Regions from separate parts of the Mus musculus genome. Here region 2 is linked to region 1. Evidence: chromatin contacts called from ENCODE POLR2A ChIA-PET data. All regions are on one chromosome and are shown on one strand. Each heading gives the region's core, a stretch centred on a gene start or an enhancer-like site at or near the end of the contact. The rest is flanking DNA. Distances are from core to core; before and after follow the strand shown. Region 1 holds the start of D11Wsu47e (DNA segment, Chr 11, Wayne State University 47, expressed). Region 2 overlaps Sdk2 (sidekick cell adhesion molecule 2).

Region 1 (6,819 bases), core at 1,118-3,617:
GACATCCATGGGGGTGCAAAAACTGGTTTGAACGTTTCTAAAGTTACACAAGCGAGATTCACTGGGGTGTAAGGACTCAGGAGAACTCTTATCAGCTGGGGATGTGGCTCAGTCGACCTGGCAAGCACGAAGACCTGGGTTCCATCCCCAGCACTGCATAAAACCCGATACTGTGGTATGGTAGACATTCACAATTCCAGCACCCTGAAGTAGAGACAGGATGGCCAGGTCAGTAGACTAGCCTGAGATTTATGAGATCCTGTCTCCTAAATAAATAAATAAATAAAGGAGGGTTTCCCCTCATTCAGGAGAAATGAATCTGAATCTCTGCTCAGATTAATATAGCAACACACACACACACACACACACACACAAATAACAATGAGCCGGGCGTGGTGGTGCACGCCTTTAATCGCAGCACTCAGGAGGCAGAGGCAGGCGGATTTCTGAGTTCGAGGCCAGCCTGGTCTACAGAGTGAGTTCCAGGACAGCCAGGGCTATACAGAGAAACCCTGTCTCAAAAAGACAAAACAAAACAAAACAAAACCAATAAACAGATGGGTATGATCTCCATTTTTAAGTTATAAATTGTAATATAATTGATTATTCATATGTATATGGATATATAATCATAGGAGGATTTCTGAGTTCGAGGCCAGCCTGGTCTACAGAGTGAGTTCCAGGACAGAACCCTGTTTCAAAAAACCCCCCAAAAAAAACCAAAAAAAAAAAAAAGTACATTACACACTATATCTATCTCTTGTTATTCTCTGGAGTTGGGAAAGGAGAGGGTTGAATTACAAAGCTCGCCTGTGAGCTATTACTACATCTTTAAAATTCCAAAGGCCAGGAACCATCTCTCCTGGGGATGACTCCATTCTCAAAATCTACTACCACAAAGCATATTGTGTACCCCTGAATGCTCTGAGGAAGCTAAGGTGGTTTAATGGCAGCCTGGACTACACAGGGAGATTGTCTCTCCATCAATGCCCACGCAGACACACCTCTACCACTGACGCTGGTATGTGACATTTGTTGAACGAATAAACATGTTTACTATAACTATTTAATACCGTGACTGAAAATACCTCCTGGCCAGTAAATAGATTAAAAAAAATAAAAAACAAACAAACCCCCCAAACCCTGAGTCTGAAACCACTTTACAAGATAAAAATCCATTTGTTTAAAGCAACCATTACTTTATCGTTCATAAAAGGCACACCCAAACTGTTTCCCACCGAGTGCACCATAAGTCTTCTGTTAGTGAGAATGCACTGCCGCACTGAAGGGCACACGACAAAGACAATACATGGGCTTTCCAGTTTTTTTGTTTGTTTTGTTTTGGAGACAGGGTTTCTCTGTGTAGCCCTGGCTGTCCTGGAACTCACTCCGTAGACCAGGCTGGCCTTGACCTCAGAAATCCGCCTGCCTCTGCCTCCCAAGTGTTGGGATTAAAGGCGCGCGCCACCGCCGCCCGGTTGGACTTTCCAGTTTTAACGGTAGACTTTTTTGAGATGATGGGGTCTTACCTGGTAGCCTTGTCTTCCCTGGAACTCTCACTAGGTAGACCAGGATGGCCTTGAACTCACATAGATCAGCTTGCTCTGCCTCCTGAGTAGTGGGATTAAAAGGCGTGCATTACTACGCCAGACTCTACACCCTACACTTTAACAGGGGTTTCGTTTTCCTGCCTGACCTCTTGTCGACTCTCCTAAAGACCCCCATGCTTATGGATCACTGTTCACGTTTGGCAGAAACTCTGAATATCAGTTTGTGTAAGGTGGGGAGCTGATAGTACTGAGTCCTAGACAAAGAACTGGATTATGCTCCTGACAGAGAAAAGGGAATGCGTCTGACAACCAAAGTTAAGACTTCCCCAAGTCTTAGAGTACACGTATTCTGGTGGTGGTGGTGAGATCACATGGGAGACAAGGTCTCAAGTAGCCCAGGCTGGCTTCGAACTTGTTACACAGTCGAGGATGATTCTGACCTCCTGGTCTTGCAGCTTCTCCTCCCAAGAATGGGGATGACAGGTGTGCGCAACTCACGGCGGGCAGGGACCTCGCGATTCGCCACTGATCAAGCTCACCTCGCCAGCCGCGAGGCAGCTCCGTCCACACCGCCGCGTTCCCACGCCTGCCGGTCTCCCCCACACCTCTCGGTCCGGCCTCTTCCAGCAGGTGGGCGTGGCCCTTCCCGGTACGGAACTCCGTTATCCCGTTCGCCTGTTCCGCACTCCTCTCTTGACCTGCAACAAAGGTCGCGGAAAAATAGCCCAGCCCTTAGCTACTCCATGGAACGGGCTCCGCACCGTTCGGAGACGCGAAGTTCCACGCCGCACACTCTTAGAACCCGGAGCCCACCAACACCTTCCCAACCAGAGGACCCCTGAGCCTGTGGCCGTCCGCGTCTGTGCCTGATGGAGCTCGTCTGGTTCTTTTTAAAATTTTCACCTTAGAGAGGCTTAACGCAGAGACAAGTATCAATGATCGTCAAATAATGTAATTTATCTAAAATCTGGCTTGACTTTTACGTCGTGTCCTGTTTTGTTTTTGAACAGGCGGCTGCCCCGGACACCTAAACGGGGGTCCTGGAAGTTCCCGGTCAGTCTTCCCTCTGGGACCCGCCTCTTCCTGCGTGCGCGGTGATGGGAAAGCGCGGCCGGCGTCCCGCCTCCGCGCAGCCGCAGGAGGACAGTACCACGGCGCCTGCGACATGGGGAGGCGCGGAGGCGACACCGGAAGTGGCTGTGGTCCGGGTCGGCCCGAGGGGGACTCAGCGCCCGCAGCAACCACCCGCGCGGCGGCGGTCAGAGCTCAGACCCGTGCGGGTGGGCGTGGCGGGCGCCGGGACACAGCTCCGACTGTTCGCTGTCGGCGCGGGGCGGCGCCGCGTCGCTCGCCTTCACCAGCTGCCATGAGCGAGCGCCTCCGCCCCAGGTGAGGGAAGGGGGGAACCCGCTTTCTCCGCGGCCCCTCGGCCGAGGATGTGCGCTCTGGAGCCGAGGGGCGGACGGAGCCGGCGGGGTGGTGGTGCGAGGCTCTGGGCTGCGCTGCTCTGCGGTCGGAGGAGGCGGAGGGGAGAAGGTGGCGCCGCCTCTGACACTTGGACCCCGTGGGCAGCCAGGGAGGCGACGCTCTGGAATCCAGGGCTGCCCCTTCTCCGTCTTTTCCTTGTTTTCTTCGTCTTCTGCCCTTTCCGCTTCGGAATGAGGTTTGTTCGGCCCGACGAGACGGACGGTGTGGTCCTTCCTAAATTGAGGCGGGCGGTGGTGGTAGGGGGATGGGAGGGATGGCCGATCTGGAAGAGATGGCTCCCTTCGAGCGAGGCGCCTCGGAGAGGGGACGGGATGCTTCGGGGGCGGGGAGCTGCTGGCGCCCCAAGGTCAGGAGAAAGGCGGGGGTTGGGCTTAACCCCTGCAGCTGGGAGGGCTTAGGGCAGACCGCAGCGCTGTGCCCTCCCTCATCTGATGGACCCGGGTGGGTGGTGACCCACTCTCGGTTGTAGCATTAGCAGGCAGGATTCTAAACAGTTTGGATGAGGGGCCAGTTGGCTGGGAGCAGGGAGGTGGCTAACACCACGAGTTACTCTCAACCCTCACTAGGCGGGCGGCCCCTCGGGGCTTTAGGCCCGATCCAGATGAAGTTTCTTTTCTCCTTATTTTCCGTCTGGGAAGAAGTAAGTTGGGACGCCTTACCTCAGAATGAAGAAGGCTGGCTTTATTTCTTACTGGAAAGTCTCCTAATAAGATGCTTGACGATCTATCTACATCTACGCTAAGTTGTACTTTTTCATTTCTCTGGTGGAGAACAGAGAACGGATTTAGAGAGACTCATTTATTTATCTAAGTCTATTCAGGCTCGCGGCTCTTTATTCCGTAGTCGTCTCAGGCTTAAAGAAGGTGGATCGTAGGCTTGCTTTTTTATTTTCTCTCATAAATGATTTTACTTATTTTATTTTATGTGTATGAGTGGTTTGCCTGTGTATATGTATGTACATCACGACGTGCGTGTCTAGTGTCAACGTAGACTCAGAGGAGGGCTGGGAACAAAACCCCAGTCCTCTGTAGGACTAACAGGGGTCTTCCGTGGCTGGGCCATCTCCTCAGCCCTGAGTCTTGTTCCTTGCATTCTTTGGTTATGAATGTAATCATTGTTTTGCAAGGCTTCTCCCTGAAACAGTTATTTCATGGGACTGGGGTTCCCCAACATTCTGAGATGACTTGATCCAGTGGTGAGAATTTTAAGGTCCCTAGACTGAATTGAGTGACTGATTTTGGTTCTATAGTAATTGTAGTAGAAAGCCTGTACTTGTGTCAAAAAAAAAATGATCAAACTAAATTGGAAATTAGAAGGTGCTTGCCAGAATTATAATCTGGTCCATGGCATTAATGTACTCCAAAAGGTTTAATCTTACTGATTGTACAGATAGAATGAAGCCATAATCTTGCCAGTTATTAGAAATCATTGGAAGGTTCAAATTAGGTCAAGTTGGAATTATGGACCAGTTACAGTCACACCATTAGAGTTAGGGCTGTGACCTTTAGATGCAGCAAGCCTGAGCTGACTGCCATCTTTTAGATTCTTTTGGAATGTCTCCCTCATGTGACAGCCCTCAGCATTTTCTGTCACTAACAGATTTTTTTAAATCTAGTGCTGCAGACAAGTAGTGTAAGTTTGTGCTGATTACAGATTCTTTTTATCTAATATACTTATAGAAATCTTAGTGTGTTTATATATTTTGGTGACTTTTTTTCCCCCTCTTTCTGGTGACTTCTTTAAAAACCAGTTATCAAGGACAGACCTTTCTTGCCTAATTTTTATTTATTTATTTTTTTATTCTTTCTCATCACCCATGAGCTAGCTTGGCCCCCTCTGGTGTCAGACTTTCTCAGTAGACTGAGAACACTGTAGAAGGGTGGTTGTATGGTAAGGAAGTATGCCTTATCACAGATCCTTAGCGTCTACATATGAATTGGGAGAGAGACACCTATAGTAAGAAGCATTTGAGATGGACTATGATTGTGCTTGTCTTTAACCCCAGCCCTCAAGAGGCAGAGGATCCGAGTTCATGGCTAACTTGTTTTGTATAGCCAGTTCCAGGCCATCCAGGCTACCTGGTGAGACCTTTTATAATAAAATGAAAACCAGTTGTTGTACTTTCTATTTAAGTCTGCCTAAGGTTCTTTGAAGAGGACCAGGAAAATAGGACAGAAGTGAGATATGAAAAGTGATGGAGCCAGCCATTCTGGGGGTGATAGATCTAGCAATTGTTTTTCCCTAAGTGGAAAGGAGGTGCCTAGAAAGACAGTGAACCGACTGTAAACTTGTGATCTTGTCAATTATTAATAAGGGTATCGAAAGCTGAGTGTTCTAGGGAGGCATTTAATAATGAAAACTAAGAACAACAAACATGGAGCCTAGTAGAGCTCATTCTTAGCTCCTGACCACTGAAAAGAGGCCCGAGAGATGGTGCTTATACACTGAGAAACTGACAGATCTTACATGACTTGCCCAGAGGCAGATGACAACAGTAGAACAGCCCAGTGCTGCTATTGGTACTGGGAGGAAAATGCCCTGTTACAGATGAGGAGATGGCAAGTTTTGGTCAGCCTCATAAAGTTTGGTTGCAGTGACTCAGCAGCCCCAAGCATAGCCAGCTGTTGTCATGCTGATAAGATAAAAGTTGAGGTGCCAGTGTGCTGCCACTGTTGAGGGTCTCTCCCAGCAGACCTTGTCTCATGCAAAATGCCTGTAGTGGGGTGGAGGAGAAGCTTCTTAGTTCAGTTTATATACTAAGTTACTGTTTGTTCATTCGTTTGTTTGTTTGTTTATTTCTGGTTTTGTTTATCAAGATAGGGTTTCTCTGTGTAGCCCTGGCTGTCCTGGAACTCACTCTGTAGACCAGGCTGGCCTCGAACTCAGAGATCCACCTGCCTCTGCCTCCCAAGTGCTGGGACTAAAGGCGTGCGCCACCACGCCCAGCTCGTAAGCTCATTCTTAAGAGTAGGATGTTTTCAGAGTCTTCAGGATACAAGCTCTTGAGCCAGAGTGATGATTTTGGCTTCTAATCATAATCTTGGTTAGGGACTTGCTGCATATGGAAAGCTGCAACTGTATAACACCCATTTTCCCTGTGTGTGTGTGTGTGTGTGTGTGTAAATAAACTCCTTAGTTTTTTCCTTCTTTTTTTTTGTTGTTGTGTATTTTTTTGTTTGTTTGGTTTTGGTTTTTTAGTTTGTTTTTGTGACTGTCCCTGTGTGTGGTCTTAGCTGTCCTGGAACTCGCTATGTAGACCAGAGAGACCTCAAACTCAAAGAGATTCTCTTGTCTCTGCCTCCTAAGTGTACATACAGATTGAAGGTGACTGTCCCATCAGGCCTAGTATTGCCTTTTATCTCTTTCTTGGAAGCATTTTCTCCATAATTGATAAGCCCTTTGGATGTATGGAACTTGACAGTGCTGCCCAGTAAATTTTTACTATGTAAAGATTTTTTTGCCAAAACAACATTTTGGTAATCCAAAAATTTTCCTTACTCAGTTAAACAACAGCTGATGGCTGCAGAAATGGCTCAGCAGCTAAGAGTGCTTAACTGCTCCTGCAGAGGACCTAAGTTCAATTCCCAGCACCAACATGGTGACTGTCTGTAACTCCAGCTCCAGGGGAGCCAAAGCCTTCTGACACCATGGACATGTAGGCAAAGCACTCATAAACATAAAATAAATCTGAAAACACTAACCAAGCAGAGCTGATACTGCAATCTATCCCAAAGTAAAGAACTGCGGGCCTACAGAATCTTTGAAGTTTTGTTCTTTGCTG
Region 2 (6,754 bases), core at 3,587-6,086, 130 kb before region 1:
GGCATGGTTGCACACACCTTTACTCCCAGCCCTCGGAAGACAGGTACAGGTGGGTCTCCATGAATTCAAGCCAGCCAGAGCTACATACAGAGACCCTGTCTCAAAAATGAAAGTGGGAAAACATGGGCACTTAGAAGCTGAGGCAGGGCCACAGAGTGAGTCCCGGGCCTTCCTGAGGAAGAGTGAGCCTATGCCAAAGAAACAAAAATAACCCCCAGCCAAAAGAGGTCCAGGCGTGGAAGGATGAACCCGTCCCTGGAGCTAACCTGCAGGATGCTAGCCATGCCCAATAAAACTGTAGTGTGTAGCTGAAACACGTATGCTGACCCTTGCTCTTAAAGGTTCTTACTGTGCATCAAAAAAGGTAACTGTAGGTCAGGGATTTAGCACAATTAGAAGCATTCGCTTAAAGGCTTCGGTTCTGATTGTAATCCTGCAGTTTTCTAGGAATCGCAGCACAGATGCCCAGTACAGGAAAGGGGCAATCCCTGAGCCAGGATCAAGGCACAGCGGCTCCTGCTTCTGCTCTCTCAGCGATTATTCCTACCTACACACACACAAACACACACACATCACACACACTCACACACACACACTCACACACTCACACACACACACTCACACACATACACACACACACACACCACACACTCACACTCACACACACTCACACACATACACACACACACACACACCACCTCCTGATTTATCCAGCAAGGGCAGCGGGTAGAGTTTATTAAGGACTTTCTTGAGTTGTAACCAACAAGATATAAATACTAATGCTAAGGCTTAATTAAGACTCTTCTTAGGGGGCTGGTGAGATGGCTCAGCGGGTAAGAGCACCCGACCGCTCTTCTGAAGGTCCTGAGTTCAAATCCCAGCAACCACATGGTGACTCACAACCATCCGTAAGGAGATCTGACTCCCTCTTCTGGAGTGTCTGAAGACAGCTACAGTGTTCTTAGATAAGCCCATACCCAAATAGATAGGCTTTTCTTATTCTTTCTCAATCATTTGGTTCTCTCATTACAATCATTTCTGAATCACTGTTCTCAAAATCTGTTAATAAATTGTGATTTTTATGAAAAGTCAAAAAAAAAAAAAAAAAAGAGGTGACCATTGGAAGTAACAGGTGCCAATCAGCTTGGCTTGACAGTGGGCCCAGTGGATGGGTATGAAAACATCAGAGGGCTTGGGGTAGGGCTCAGCTGGGAGAGTGGCTAGCATTCATGATTCCTGGGGTTTGACCCTCTGCAGGCATAAAGCAACAGGCGTAGGGGCCTCTACCTGTAATCCCAGCACTTAGGAGGTAGAGGCAGGAGGGTCAGCTCCAGGTTGCCCTTAGTCACTTTGTAAAATCAAGGGCGGCTGGGCTATGTAAGTCCTGCTTCCAAAAAAGGGTAAGTAAATAATAATAACAACAGGTTGGCCAGAGAGAGGTGCAGTGCTGATCAAGTGCTTCTGAGCGTGCTTAAGGCCCTGGGCTCTGTTTCTAGCACTATAAGCAACGAGAGAGAGAGAGAGAGAGAGAGAGAGAGAGAGAGAGAGAGAGAGAGAGAGAGAGAGAGAGAAGAGGGGCTGGAGAGATGTCTCAGCAGTTAAGAGCACTGACTGCTCTTCCAGAGGTCCTGAGTTCAATTCCCAGCAACCACATGGTGGCTCACAACCATCTGTAATGGGACCTGTTGCCCTCTTCTGGGATGTGGATAGCAACAGTATACTCACATTCACAAAATAAATAAATAAATCCTAAAAAAAAAATCCTCCTTCCCTTCCCTCACTCCCTTTCTCACAACAGTCTCGGGTTTGGCTTAGAGATTGTTGTCCTCTAGCAGTAATCAATAAATCTTTTTTTAAAAAGAAAAAAGAAAGGAAAGAAGAGAGAAAAAAGAACATTAATTATATATCTTAATTCTATTAAATTTTCGTCAACTATACGTCAGAAAAGTGATTAAAGGGGAAACGGGCTGGGAATAAAAACCAAGAGTTAAGAAATGGGGTCAGGGGCTGGTGAGATGGCTCAGTGGGTAAGAGCACCCTACTGCTCTTCTAGACTGCTCTTCCGAAGGTCCAGAGTTCAAATCCCAGCAACCACATGGTGGCTCACAACCATCCATAACAAGATCTGACTCCCGGGCTGGAGAGATGGCTCTGTGGTTAAGAGCACTGACTGCTCTTCCAGAGGTCCTGAGTTCAATTCCCAGCAACCACATGGTGGCTCACAACCATCTGCAATGGGGTCCGATGCCCTCTTCTGGTGTCTGAAGACAGCTACAGTGTACTTACATATAAATAAATAAATCTTAAAAAAAAAAAAAAAAAAAGAAATGGGGTCAGCGTCATCTGCTGCCGCTCCAGCCACTTCCCCCCATGACATGTCTGTTGGCCTATGTATCAACCATGAGTGAGGTGTCTGGGACACAAAGGAGCCAGATGGGCCAGGGTGCCTGCCCTCTGGAGCCCATAGCCTGGGTTCAGTACATACTCACTTCCCCATGAGTGGGTGCTCTACCAATCAATCATGTCACCTTGGGGACCAGGATCCAGCCTCAGCCCTTGTCCCTTTTACTGTGTATCCTCATCTAACAAAGGTCTACTGACAGCAAGCAGGCAGCCTGCTTCTGTATGTCCTACACCTTGGCACTGCCCTGCCCAATGCCCTCCCCAGCCATTGACCCTGTCTCCCCAACAACACCAAGTATCTCCCTCTAGGACCAGTCATAGGCAGGCCATAAAGGCATTCTGAAATTTGTTTCTTCTTTTGTTCATTACTTAGTATTTTCATATGTTTATGTGCTTGTCTGCATGAGTTCATGTGCACCACAGGGACCCAAGGAGGCCAGAAGAGGGCATCAGATCTCCTAGAACTAGACACATAGGAGCTTCTAAGCCACTAGATGGGTGCTGGGAACCAAACCCAGGTCTTCTTCAAGAGCAGTCAGTGCTCTTAACCACTGAGCCACCTCTCCAGTCCCTTATTTCCTCTTTTAAAAAAAATTATTTATTTATTTATTTTATGTGCACTGGTGTTTTGTCCACATCTTGTGTATATCTTGTGTGAGGGTGTGTCAGATCTTGGAGTTATAGACAGTTGTGAGAACCCGGGTCCCCTGCAAGAACAGTCGGCGCTCTTGACCACTGAGCCATCTCCCCAGCCCCTTGTCTCCGTTCCTAATGCCCTTTCCTGACCTCGCGGTTTTGTTCACATCTCATTATGTCCTTGTTGGGTCTCTTTGCTGGAGGATTCATTCAAAGGCTTCTCCCATGATACAGGGACATCGCTAAACGATAAAGTGCTTGCTGACCAGTTTGCTGTGTTCTGGTGAGACACGGGCACGAGACAGTCTACATAGAACTCAGGCTCCATCTTCAGCGGAGGGAGAGAGACCCTCCAGCAGAGGGCAGGAAGGAGGGAAGAGCTGGAAAGAAGGAAACCAAAGACAATCTCCCATAGTCTCTGCCCCGCTCAAGCTGACTCTCTACTCTCTTTTCCAAACCCAACCCCAAGTACGTTCTCATCTTCACCGTTCCTCCAAATCTCACACTGCTAAGGCTGCTGATAAATCTGCCCTGTTCTTCATCAACCGGTCACAAGCTTCGCCCAGCCTGTCTCCACAGCACCGTGCCTCACCCAGTTGAGACATGACATTCCCCTGCCTGTTTCTCCTCACACAGCCGTCACCCCTCCTCGGCCTCCCCTACCGTTCCAGCTACCCCTGCATTTCCACAGAGGCCCTGGAAACCCCTCTATCCCTCTCCTCAGGCCAGGAGAATCCAACAGTTCTCTGACTGTCTTCGCCAAGCTGCTGATGCTCAGGGCGTGTGCAGAGCTGTAGAGCTAGCCTTGAGCTCTTCCCCAAACGATGAATCCAGGAGACTGCTTTGTGGCTGTTGCGTTCTCATAGTCAGTGGATGCGTGGGTGATTTTATGAATGGAGACCTCAATTCCCCGTATAAAAAGATTTTTTAAATGGAAGCAAGGCAGTAGAGAAGCAAATCTTTTGTAGTAACAAGATGTCCTGACTGCCTCTGCACACGCTGGGGGTGGACACTTTTATTAGCTCTTTCCTACTTTTATTGGTATGGAGGAAAGGAAACTCCAATAGCGTTCAGAACCCTCTCTGGCCAGCAGAGGGAGCCAAATGATCGTCAATCCTGTACAGGGTTTGGGATGCCAGGCTGTATGTAGCAGAATACCAGCTCTTAATGTAATTTGAGAGTCTTCGATGCGTGTTTAAAAGCACTAACCATGCTCATTATAGAGTGCCCGGAGGCTCCACGAAGCTCCTGCTGCACTGAGGACTTAAAATCCTCCACAAGCGTGTAACAATACCCTTAGAAGCTGGCCAGTCCTTACGGCCTGCAGTCTTCTTGCTCGCCCCGGAAAGCGGGTGTCCTTAAGCCCTCTGCAGCTGACCAAGTCACAGGCCTAGCAAATGGTGCCATCAAGAGTTGAGCCACAAACCGAATGCCACCTCTGTCTAGCCTGCACCAGACTTTTCAGACTTTGATCCACGATTATCAGATTGGATTGCGCATATGCACCACCAGGAACTTTATTTACAGCGGGAGCTTTTTACAGGGGCCTTAGCAGCTGAGGCTGCCTATGTGGCACACGGGGCAGAGCTGAGGCTCTCTGCTCCTCACCAGTGCCCTGGCATTGCCAAGCTGTTAGCCCTTGTGCCCCACACAGTGGAGCAGAGCCCATGATTGCTCCCGCCTCTCCAGCTCAGGCTGGTGAGATGCAGGTTCCTATTGAGGCTGACACGCCTGTTACATGGGACAGATGCCAACCCCAGAGACACAAGATACACAGGGGATGACGCTTACAGACGATCGGAGGGTCGGTATTGACTACAAAGTGAAAAGTTCCCGAATCCTTCTTAAATAGCTCTTAGCTACTTCCATATTGTTTCCTGGTTGAAAGCAGGGGTGTCTTTGAACCCCCGAGATGGGCAGGGGCGGAGGGGAGGCCTGATGTCTTCGTCCCTCTCATCCCACAATCTTTGGTTCCCACAGATTTATTTCTGGGAAGTCCAACGGAGGAACCTCACAGAGAGGGTGAAGACTCTCTTCTTGGCTGAGAACAGCGTGAAACTCAAGAACCTGACGGGCTACACAGCCTACATGGTCAGCGTGGCAGCCTTCAATGCTGCGGGGGATGGGCCGAGGAGCACCCCGACCCGGGGCCAGACTCAGCAAGCAGGTAGGGAGAAGTCTCTTGGGGAGGTCAGGGTTTGGGGGACAAACTGGTGTCCACGTCTGGTGTCGGAGCTTTCACGCAGCCGGGGAACTGGGTTCGGATACCCAGGCCCCACTTCCAGATGCCCTGTGGAAAGAAAAGCCCAGCCTGCAAAGAAGGCTCTATGTGTCCATAAAAAAAAGAAAAGAAAAGAAAGAAAAAAAGAAACTCTCACTGGGAACCTTGAGAAAGTCCCCAGATCTCACCTAGCCTGTTCTGCCCACCTTGTCTCAGCTTTTGGGACAGCCGCCACTCCCCGCCCCTGTTTGGCTTTCTCCTCCTTTCTTGTCTCCTTGCCTTTGCTCAGCACACCCCGCGTTCATTGTCTTCTGTGAGCCCACACTTTTGCTTCACACTGGTGATGAAACAATGATTTTTTTTTTAAAAGTAAGTCTGTGTCCTGCTGAGGCCAGGGGACAGGACATAAACAAGCACAGCACAGATGAGCTGGCTGGGGGGTAGGGGGAGCTAAGGGGAGCAGGGTGTGGTTCACAAGATGGCTGGCTACACCTGAGCTGAGCTTTGAGCCAGAGGAGACCAGCTGTGGGAAGTTCTGGAGACAAGCAGGAAGCCGGAAGCAGGATTCCTGTCAGAAGGACCAGCAGGTGCAGAGGCCAGGAGGCTGGAGGGGATTCGAGGGACAGACCCCGGTGTTGACAAGAGAGGTGGAGTGAGGCCCGATTCCCAAGGGTCTGGAGAACAGGATTTGTGTTGAGTGTGATGGGGAGACTCAGAGGGTTGGAGCGGTTAAGAATTAGAACTCTGCCTCAGTGGTTAAGAGTACTGGCTGAGCTGGGCAGTGGTGGAACACACCTTTAATCCCAGTACTCAGGAGGCAGAGGCAGGCAGATTTCTGAGGCTAGCCTGGTCTACAGAGTGAGTTCCAGGACAGCCAGGGCTATACAGAGAAACCTTGTCTCAAAAAAAAAAAAAAAAAAAAAAAAGCACTGGCTCTTAAAAACCCGGGGTTCAATTCCCAGCACCCACGTGACAGCTCGTAACTGCCTGCTACTCCAGTTTCAGGGGACCTGATACTCTCACACAGGCATGCAGGCAAGCAAAAACACCAATGAACATGAAATAAAAATAAACAAATAAAATTTTCAAAAGGGCGGATTTCTGAGTTCGAGGCCAGCCTGGTCTACAAAGTGAGTTCCAGGACAGCCAGGACTATAAAAAGAAACCCTGTCTCAAAAAACCGAAAGAAAGAAAGAAAGAAAGAAAGAAAGAAAGAAAGAAAGAAAGAAAGAAAGAAAGAAAGAAAGAAAGAGAAAGGAAGAAAGAAAGAAAGAAAGAAAGAAAGAAAGAAAGAAAGAAAGAAAGAAAGAAAGAAAGAAAGAAAGGGAAAGGGAAAGGGAAAGGGAAAAAGAAATAAAAAGAAAAACTGGCTCTGCCTTCTGGGCTGAGTCTGGAGGAGATGACAGAGAGAGGTGGGGACTAGATCCAGGCAGGATGGAGGAAGGAGAGAGGGGACAGATCCCCTTGTCCTGAGGTGTCCAAAGCCACTTTTTG

What was found. ChIA-PET counts read pairs that join two places held with the same protein, here RNA polymerase II (POLR2A).
Region 2: POLR2A ChIA-PET joins it to region 1 with 8 read pairs in Patski. The contact joins the enhancer-like site here to the promoter of D11Wsu47e in region 1. POLR2A ChIA-PET finds 5 or more read pairs at or near these places in 3 of 5 experiments (Patski and embryonic stem cell).

The regions. Positions count from the first base shown.
Region 1 is chr11:113,679,982-113,686,800 of GRCm38, reverse strand. D11Wsu47e (DNA segment, Chr 11, Wayne State University 47, expressed) reads right to left here and starts at 2,367. Exons shown (of 5, transcript NM_001361593.1): 1 at 2,090-2,367. Fam104a (family with sequence similarity 104, member A) reads left to right here and starts at 2,650. Exons shown (of 3, transcript NM_138598.5): 1 at 2,650-2,939. The coding sequence starts at 2,716.
Region 2 is chr11:113,808,781-113,815,534 of GRCm38, reverse strand. It overlaps Sdk2 (sidekick cell adhesion molecule 2), which reads left to right. Exons shown (of 45, transcript NM_172800.3): 37 at 5,020-5,206. Among named protein-coding and RNA genes, the nearest start is that of Gm51930, 8.0 kb to the right of the region's middle. Within about 2 kb of position 4,836, at least 2 of the 3 ENCODE cell types and tissues checked have a DNase peak (open chromatin) inside an H3K27ac peak, as active enhancers do.